Linked DNA regions of Homo sapiens: region 2 is linked to region 1. A link is a contact called in ENCODE POLR2A ChIA-PET data. All regions are on one chromosome and are shown on one strand. The core of a region is the stretch at or near the end of the contact, and the rest is flanking DNA. Distances in the headings are between cores, read along the strand shown.

Region 1 (4,579 bases), core at 1,531-4,030:
TCCGAATTAGAATTTACAGGTAGGCTGGGGCATCTGTGCATGTGTGTTCTAACAAGCTCGGGAAGTGACTCAGTGCACACCTCGGATCTCTAGACGGGCCCATGGAGGCCTTGAGATGCCAGCCTCGAGCGCTTCCCACCCATTTCCCACCCCTCGATTCTCCACCCCCATTTTACAAGGAGTCACCAGCATCCCCACAGTCTCCACTGCCCTGGAAGAAATATGGCGAGGCAAGGTCAGAGGAACAGGGGGGAAATCAGAATATCTTGCAAAGACTCTGGAGTCCCCTTCAGAGACAGGGTGGGTGGGAGCTGCTCTGCCCCGAGTCTAGCGACGGCCACACGGCCTGACAGGTCTCCCGCCCCGCCGCAAGCCCATGGTCAAATTCTGGGAATTTCCGAATCAGTTGGCAGGCCCGGCTGCTGCAGATTTTCCCGGACACGAGCGTGCAGCGCCCGACGCGGCCGCTGGGTGGCGCCGCGCGGGACGCCGAGCGTGGGAAGCGCGGGCGCGCGGGCAGGCTGAGCTCACACGCCCGGGAAGCGGCCGCCGCGGAGCCGGCGTCCGCAGCGGCTGCGCATCTCGGGCCTGCAGCGGGGCGCTTGGCGGGCGGGGGCCGGGGGAGAGCCTGTTTGCGCAGTACCCCCGGAGGGCGGAAGGCCGCCGAGGTAAGAGCCGGGACTCGGCCAGGTGGGAGTGGGCACCTTGGGCCGGGCCTGCAGGGCGGTCCCCGAGCGTCCCGGGGTAGGGTGGGCTCCCTGGGGACGATGCCCAGGGCCCCGGCCGCGCTCCGGTCGCGCCCCACCCCGGCTGCAGCGCGGCCTTGGGGCGCTGCTGGCCTCGCCGCGGGGGTGGGAGCGGTCGCGGCCTGGAGCAGCTCCGGGCGGGCCCCAGGCTCTGGGGCCAGGGCCAGCTGCGCGCAGGGGTGAGTGAGCAGCCCCCGGGCCCTCAAGTGAGCCCCTGTCCGCTCCCCACCTTGCATTTCTCCTCTCCGCAGTGGGCGTGGTGCCCCTTTGCTGCAGAGGGGGCGCCCAGAGTTGAGGAAGGCTGCGGGGGAGAACGCAGAGACAGGTGGTTGAGGGGGCGAGGGCTGGTGCGCCAAGGCTCGAGGTATTAATGCGTATTTCTTTTTCCCCCCTTCTTCAGGGGGCGCGGAGGTCCGTGTGGAGGAGGAGGCGGGAAGGCCAGAGGCATAGCTCAGGAGAGGGCAGGTGCTGCGGGAGATCACTTGGCTCTGTCTCTGTTCAGCTGCCCCCACCCCTGCCAAATTAATAAAGTGGGTGTGGTGATGACGGTGGAGGAGTTTGATTAAGACCTGGCCCAAACTGCCCAGAACTGCCCCAGGCCGGCCGCCTAGTCCCGCGTGTATATCCGGGAGCCGCAGACTCTGAGCATTCTGTAGAGGGAGGGGGAATATTACCCGAAGGAGCTACAGCCACTGAGGCAGCTCCAGAGATAGGGGCTGCGGAGCAATCTTCAGGCTCACAGCCCAAGTTCATAGATGGTGAATTGGCCAGGAATGGTGGGAGATGGGGGCTGTAGGGAAATAGGGTAATTTCCTTAGGACCCCTTCCTTCCAGCTTTGCAACCGTAGACCAAAATTTGGGATCTGGCATTTGTCAAATGTGCTTAATTTTTTTTTCTTTCCCTTTCGGTTTGTTTTGTTTTTTAGAGAAACAGCAAGTGACAGAGCAGAGGAACGGCTGGCCCAGCCAATCCTGGAGCTGCTGTTGCAGCACTTGTTCCCCAAACAAGTGCTCCTACATTCTGGTAGGAGGACAGAGAGGAGGGGGCTACTGGTCCACACCCCTCCCCTGCCGAGGACCCCATGGCTGCTCCCCTGCAGGAAAGGCAGCTAGGCTGCCTTAGGCCGGATGGGCAGAGGCTGCCATGGCCCAGGGTGGTGACGGTTTTGCGGCCCCTCCCTGCTGCCCAGAGTGGGAAGAAGAGCGCAGAGCCTGGCAAGTTTCTCTCTGTGTCCTCTGGGCTGGAAGGAGCAGGTATAGACAGGGCCGAGGCAGCCAGGGCCTGGTGCTGCTTTGGCATTGGTGGCAGGAGGGCTGAACCTCCAGCCCCTTGGGTTTGGTTCCACCCCTGGCCTGTCCCTGGCACTCGACAACTGCTCCTGTGTGCTTATTGGTGCCACCATGTTATATAACGCTTATATAATCTTCCAGGGCGAGCACTGTGTCTCCGCTCTCAGGTCACGCAGACACGGTGTCCGTGTGGGAGGCAGGATCTGTGGAAGCCTGTGGGTGAACCTACTCCCCCGATCCCCAACCTGGCTCCTTCTCCTGATCTCAGCCATAGGAGGGGGGCTGGGAGAGCCAGGTCCCTCTCCACACCAGCTGTGTGGGATGAGAACACGGTTGGCTGGGCAGTTTTCCTCACCTTCCTGCCCCACTAGTCCCACTTGCCCTGTCTGGTAGAGCAGAAGCCATCCTTGTGCTTTGATACCAGCTCTTTGTTTTGGGGGACCCCTGGCATGGCAGGTGGCATGGCGAGATGAACCCCAAAATGTTGCAGTGGAAGAACACATGGTACTTAGGGTTGGATAAAGAGAGGGAGAAATTAGCTCTGCCTTTGAGGAGCAAGGGTAACTAGAAGGATGGTGGTGGCATTATAAGAGATTTGGAGCAGGCCTGGGGCTAGGGGATGGTCAGGGAAGGGTGTACAGGGAAGTAGATCAGACAGCAAAGATAAACATGGTGTTCTTTTACTGTACTCTCCACTGGGCTGTCCCTGGTTACCGGGGCAACAGAAGCAGTGATGAAAATCATGCCTTTCGTTCAGTGGAAAAATTTGGCTCCTCCTCCCGGCTCTTCCTTCTCTAAATCGCCTGTGACCCATTGAGAGGGTTATGCTTCCAAGGATCAGAGAGAGACCCCAGCATGTTTTCATCATGCTCCCCTTTCCCCAGTCTTCTTTATCATCTCCCCTCTTCCTGCATCCCCTGTCTCCCCCCACAGCTCGGCAGTTGGCAGTTGCGTAGGAGTTGGAGTAGATGCAGGGGGAAGGGCATGGACGTCATCACAGGGCAGGGTGAGCAGAGCGTGGGCAGAGATGTGGATGCAGGAATGCCTGGCACATGAGGAGGGTCCAGCATTGATGAGCTAGATGGAGCCAAAAGCCTGTTTCTGGGCTGGTAGGAGCTGAGGTGGGCAGGGTGAGATGATGGTGGGCCTTCAGAGTTCAGCAGTCTGGGTTCGAGGGAGTAGGAACTAGGAAGGGCCTGAGGTTTCTTGTGCAGATATCTTGTGATGAAAACTACCAAACCGTATCCCTTTTTGAAGTTAAGATTTTTGTTTAAGTTTTTTCTTTCATCTTGTGATGAAAACCGTGATTCATTCATTCAGCATTTATTGTGTGCCCCCCATATTAGGTGAGGTTCTGGGAACTGGGAAGCCGAAGGTGAGTAGCACTGGACCTTGACCTTGAAGAGACTGTGGTGAATGAAAGGAGGATGAGTATATGGGGGAAGATCTGGCATTGTTGCAAGCCTGGAATCTGGGGTCCCCAGCAGGAGACTAGCAACATACCAGATCGGAGGTGATAGGTTAGGGTGGAGCCTGTGGAAATGAAGAAGAAGAGATAATTTGGAGTGCTACTCTGGCTTGAGGACAGGACGTGGGGAAGAGAAAGTGCTGAAATTTTGAACCTTAGTGATTTATAGAAATAGAAACATTAGAGTTCAAACTTGTTTTGGGGAGTCATGTTTGATTTTCTTTTAGACATGTTGCCTTCAAGATGATGGCAGGGTATCCAAATAAAAATGTTTATGGTCAGGCAAGTAAAATATGCAATGGAAGTCAGTTCTGGGAAAAGATTTGAAGGATATTGGATTATGAAGCTTGAAGGTGGGTAGAGGTAGATCCTAGGGCCTGGGGCATTACCTGGAATTGAGTGAGGCTGTATGCCTTGTACTGGTTTATTATCCCAGGGCTTGCCCAGACCCTGGACATTTCTGCTAACAAAAACCCACATCTTCTACCAAACCATATCCCTTTTTAAAGTTAGGATTTTTGTTTAAGTTTTCCTCTCCCTAGTAACTATGTCCAGGTATACCTGGAAAAACACACACACACACACACACACACACACACACACACACACACACACACGCATGCACTTATTTCCCCCAAGGTCTTGTGCCATTTGCTTATAGCTCGGGGACGTGCTGTAGAAATGTGCCACAAGTCTTTGGCCTCTTCTAGCAAGCTGTTTATCACCCTGGAGGAGTAAGAGCACTGGACAGAGTCAGGAGACTTTTGCTAGCTACGTGATCTTGGACACACCACTTCCTTTTCCAGGCCTAAGTGTCTAGTCTTAGGGATCTAGCTTCTTCCAGTTCTGAAGCCCTCTGATTTGATGTCTGGAAAGCTTTTTCCACCTTTGCCCAGGTTTCTGATGCAGACCAGGCTTTTTGAACAAGTAGCCTAGATTTCTTAGTACCTTGTGGGAGGGACTAGTAGGGATGGAGGCCTAGTCCCCAGAGTGGGTCCCTGTCTTCAGTGTGGATAGGAGCCCTCCGGGTGGATGGGAGCCTCTGTTCCTCTTTGGAGCATGGAAATACTGGAAG
Region 2 (4,602 bases), core at 38-2,537, 44 kb before region 1:
CCTTCTCCTGTGCAACCCCAACGCATAGTAGGTTTGAGATGGACTATAAAGGTAAAGCTACTTTTATAATGCTAGAGTGTCTGCGGAGAAATCAGAAAGGACCACAGAGTGCTGGTCTGGCTTCTCTTTTTTCCCTTTAGGCTATGTGGTACAGACATCATGGAAGAGCCTGAACTGAGTATTTATAATTTCATGATTCTGCTCTGGATATCAGAGCAGCCTCTCCCAGGTTATACCTTATCTGATCCTCCCCTGGTGCCATCATCTGCCCAGGCTGGCTTCTCCTTTCTCCCGTCTCTACGTCCCCAAGACTAGGCTGCCTACCCGGCTCAGAGTTTCTTCTATTCAGTACAACCAACACCCAGAGGAACTGGTGAGGAACAGGAAGCTCAAGGATCTATCAAGTGGTGGAGGATGGAGTCACAGAAAGTCCTTTTTCTGATGGGAGAGCAAGGTGAAATCCCTAGTGGCTTAGACCCAGGGCTGGAGAGGGGATAACTGGTGAGAAGGCATCCAGGGAAGTCCTTTTTCTTTAGGATGATGGTGATGGGGAACTAAATGGGGAAATATGGAAGGTCACAGGAAAAGTTAACACAAGTTAGCAAAAAGTTAACATAACACAAAAAGGTCTTGCAGGAAAAAAAAAAGAAAAGAAAAGAAAGAAAAAGTCTCCAAGAATGGTTTGGACAGCCAAAATGAATACTTATAGTCACGTATACCTGCTCACTCCTGACGCTTCACTCACACACAGCACAGGATCTGGTGAGGCTATCACTAAATGTGCCACATTGTGGTTAAGTTTTACCTGATTAACGAAATGCTCACACTTCTAAACTGAGGTCCTTACAGTAGATTCCTTTTGCAAGATTGTTACTGGCTTACAACTTAAAAATAAAGGAAAATCACAAGGAAAGAAAAGTGGGGAAAAAATCGGAGGAAACTTGCCCCTGCCCTGGCCACCGGCAAGGCTGCCACAAAGGGGTTAAAAGTTAAGTGGAAGTGGAGCTTGAAGAAGTGGGATGGGGCCTCTCCAGAAAGCTGAACGAGGCATCTGGAGCCCGAACAAACCTCCACCTTTTTTGGCCTCGACGGCGGCAACCCAGCCTCCCTCCTAACGCCCTCCGCCTTTGGGACCAACCAGGGGAGCTCAAGTTAGTAGCAGCCAAGGAGAGGCGCTGCCTTGCCAAGACTAAAAAGGGAGGGGAGAAGAGAGGAAAAAAGCAAGAATCCCCCACCCCTCTCCCGGGCGGAGGGGGCGGGAAGAGCGCGTCCTGGCCAAGCCGAGTAGTGTCTTCCACTCGGTGCGTCTCTCTAGGAGCCGCGCGGGAAGGATGCTGGTCCGCAGGGGCGCGCGCGCAGGGCCCAGGATGCCGCGGGGCTGGACCGCGCTTTGCTTGCTGAGTTTGCTGCGTGAGTACCGCCCGCGCGCCGCGGCCGCTTGGCTTCGCCGCGGGGAGGGTGGAGGCTTTCTGGGAGGCTGAACAGCAGAGCAGAGTCTCACGGAGGGAAGGGACCCCTGCCCAACCCACGCACTGCCGCCCACAGCTGCTTCCCCCCGGGGCCAGCGCCTCACCTGGGAGCTGACGGGGGTGGGAGGGGAAGGGAAGGCCATCACCCCCGCGAGTGTGCGTTAGCCGAGGTGTGAATCGGTCAGCACGACTGGTTCCAATGGACTGAGATAAAGCGCTTTGGAGATGCCAGGGTCTCTTCTGGTTGCCAGAGGCGCGGAGTGCGAAGTTGCAGCCAGAACCGGGAGACTGGGGAGGAGAGAAGCAGGAAAAGTTTTGTGGCTCTTGGTTGATTCAGAAAGTATAGACACGGAGCGGATTGCTGGGAAGGGGCCGGTGTGCCCACCTTGCACAGGGACTGGGAGAGCCAGAAGTGGACATTAAGGAATTCGAGGGAAGCGAATCAGGGATGAGGCTCCAGGTCCCAGGCCAGGGGTGTTCGGAATGAACAGTCCGTGAAAAGGAAAAACAAAACCAAACAACCAACCAAACAAAAACCTTGCATTTAAGATTGGGAAGCTGAGTTTGAATTCCCACTTCAGCAACCCCACCGCGGAGGAGGTAGAAGTAGACAGAATTTGCTCTGCGCCCAGCCTCGCTCGCCTTACCAAAAACCGTCACCCCTGCACAAATTTCAAAACTTGTCACCTTTTGGAGTTTTCTTCCTCTGCCCCTGCTCCAAGTTCTAAAGCTAGTGGATGGGTTAGAACACTGCCCCCACTCACCTACACATATCCTTACTCTTAAGGTCTTGCTCTCACTTCGGTTAAAAAAAAAATAGGCACCCGGTAAATATTTATACTCGATTACTTTCCTTGGGGAATGACATTCTCCACCTCATCTCTTTGCACTTGGAAGGTTTGAAACTTTTGAAACTTTGTACATTGCTCTCCCTTTTGCTTACAGCACTCTAGGGCTCCCAATTCTGTACTCTCACTACATCCTAAGGGCCACCCACTGTGGCCCTGCAGAGTGACCTGGACTAGACCTCTTTGTTCCCAGTCTCCTCTGTTGTCCATCTTTGGGTCCGCCCAGCTGGGGACAGCTGCCCCTGGGCTGGAGGAAGCTCTGAGAGAAGTTTTGGGTTGCCCTGTTTGGCAGTCCTGGATGTGTGCTTTGGGGCAAGGAAAAGCTATCAATGAGGTTTCAAAATTCTAGAGTGGGTGCTAGACTAGGCCCTCATAACAGGAGTGAGTCGGCCGGGCGCAGTGGCTCACGCTTGCAATCCCAGCACTTTGGGAGGCCGAGGCAGGCAGATCATGAGGTCAAGAGATCGAGACCATCCTGGCCAACATGGTGAAACCCCATCTCTACTAAAATTACAAAAATTAGCTGGGCATGGTGGCACACCCCTATAGTCCCAGCTACTCGGGAGGCTGAGGCAGGAGAATCCCTTGAACCCAGGAGGCGGAGGTTGCAGCGAGCCAAGATCCTGGCACTGCACTCCAGCCTGGGAGACAGAGCGAGACTCCTTCTCAAAACAAACAAACAAACAAAAAACAAAAAACAAAAAAACAGGGGTGAGTTGGCCAGTGGTGCAGATTCCAATCAGATGCTCCATTCTCCTTTGGCTACACAGCTTGTGATGACCTGGTCCTCAGCCGAATGAGGTCCACCCTTTTCTTATTTCCTCAGCTGGTAAGTGCCAGTCTCGCCTTGGCCTGCCGAGGTTGGGGTTGGGGGAGCAACACAACCTTGGCAAAACTTTGGACTGATATGCTGAGAATATCCCAGCTTTTGGTGGGGAGGGATGAGGCACAAGGCCCCATTCCCAGCCTTGCCAGACTACTTGAGCCAATTGTAGTTTTATGCCCTTCCCAAGAGCTTTCTAGGGTTTTTGCTTGGATTTGTTTTGTTTTGTTAATACTAGGAGTCATTTTCAGTCCTGGGATACATTGTGGGATAAATGAGATAACTGAGTGTACCTTGAAATGCTACCATAGGGCCATTGCAGAAATGCTATTATTATTGTAAAATTTAGGGTAGAGGGGATTTCTGTGGTTTGTTTTCTCATCATTTACCCCAACAAAGAGCTTGTTTTGGGAAGTTCTTTTTTTCTGTCCCTTTGAGAAGGTGGCATGTGCATAGGCACTGCAACTAACCAGAAGTGGGCTGTCTTTGTTGGAAGTGGGGGAGATCACAGAGCAGAGTCAGGGTAAGGGGCTCAAGGGCCACCAGGCAGCACTGCCAGAGTGCTGGCTGGAGCAGGAAGCCTTTCAGGTAATTAGGGAACCCCTTTGTCAGGCTCAGGGTATCTATTTCCTCCAAGCTTTCCAAGGCCTGTCCCTATCCTCACTCTAACAACACCCCCAGGCCCTCCCCGTCACATTCCTCTTCTTCCTTTGGGTCCTTCGTGCCTGCTGACCCCACACCCATATCCTGTCCAGGGCTACATGTAAGAGGGGAAAAATAAAAGGGAAAAGAATTTTATCAGCTATTTTCCAGAGGGGAGAGGACTCCACCCTTTGAATCTCTGCCATATGGCGACAGAGGAGGAGCAGGCTTGGGGACCTCTGACTAATTCAGTGGTCCCCAGTGCTCCGCACTTGTAGACCCAACCCAGTTGGCACCACCTTTGCAGATGCATGTCTTCAGCAGCATTTCTGTTCGGCTGATAAAACACACAGGGGCCTGGGGCCTCTTTTTCTTATCCCTTTGGCTCCACCTCCTGGGCCTCCTCATTCCCTTGTCCTCATCTCCTTCCTTCGCAATCTTTGTCTCAAAAAGCTTAGGGCAAGAAGTGCCAAACTGCAGCAGATAAACTCAGCTGCAGAGTCCTACGAAAACAAATGAAAATGAGGAACAAATTCCACTTCTTACCGTTGGTCTCATTGCCTGATTTCCTTTAGACCCTGAGCTGGAGGGCCTGGGTTTACTTTCAGGGCTGGATGGTTACCCAACTCCACTCTCAGGTACTTGGGCCTCCCTCTCTCATTGACTTTGGTTGATCTAACTAAATGGCTTGCAGTGTGGAGAATTAAAAATAAGAAGGTATGGAAAAAGAACACAACACCACCCTCCAGAAGAAAATTCTCACAGTCGCCAGGGCTGTGAGAATTCCATATTTTTGTGGGCTTGGACTTCTCTAATGAGA

What was found. ChIA-PET counts read pairs that join two places held with the same protein, here RNA polymerase II (POLR2A).
Region 2: POLR2A ChIA-PET joins it to region 1 with 11 read pairs in activated CD4-positive, alpha-beta T cell. The contact joins the promoter of CD34 here to the enhancer-like site in region 1. POLR2A ChIA-PET finds 5 or more read pairs at or near these places in 5 of 52 experiments (BJ, CD8-positive, alpha-beta memory T cell, GM12878 and 2 more).

What each region holds. Positions count from the first base shown.
Region 1 is chr1:207,865,117-207,869,695 of GRCh38, reverse strand. No RefSeq gene overlaps it. Among named protein-coding and RNA genes, the nearest start is that of CD34, 44 kb to the left of the region's middle. RefSeq lists a silencer at 485-874 and enhancers at 1,145-1,324, 1,405-1,454. Within about 2 kb of position 2,780, at least 33 of the 41 ENCODE cell types and tissues checked have a DNase peak (open chromatin) inside an H3K27ac peak, as active enhancers do.
Region 2 is chr1:207,907,810-207,912,411 of GRCh38, reverse strand. It overlaps CD34 (CD34 molecule), which reads left to right and starts at 1,287. Exons shown (of 8, transcript NM_001025109.2): 1 at 1,287-1,410. The coding sequence starts at 1,332. LOC107985253 (a long non-coding RNA gene) reads right to left here and starts at 2,044. Exons shown (of 4, transcript XR_001738424.2): 1 at 1,855-2,044; 2 at 1,574-1,757.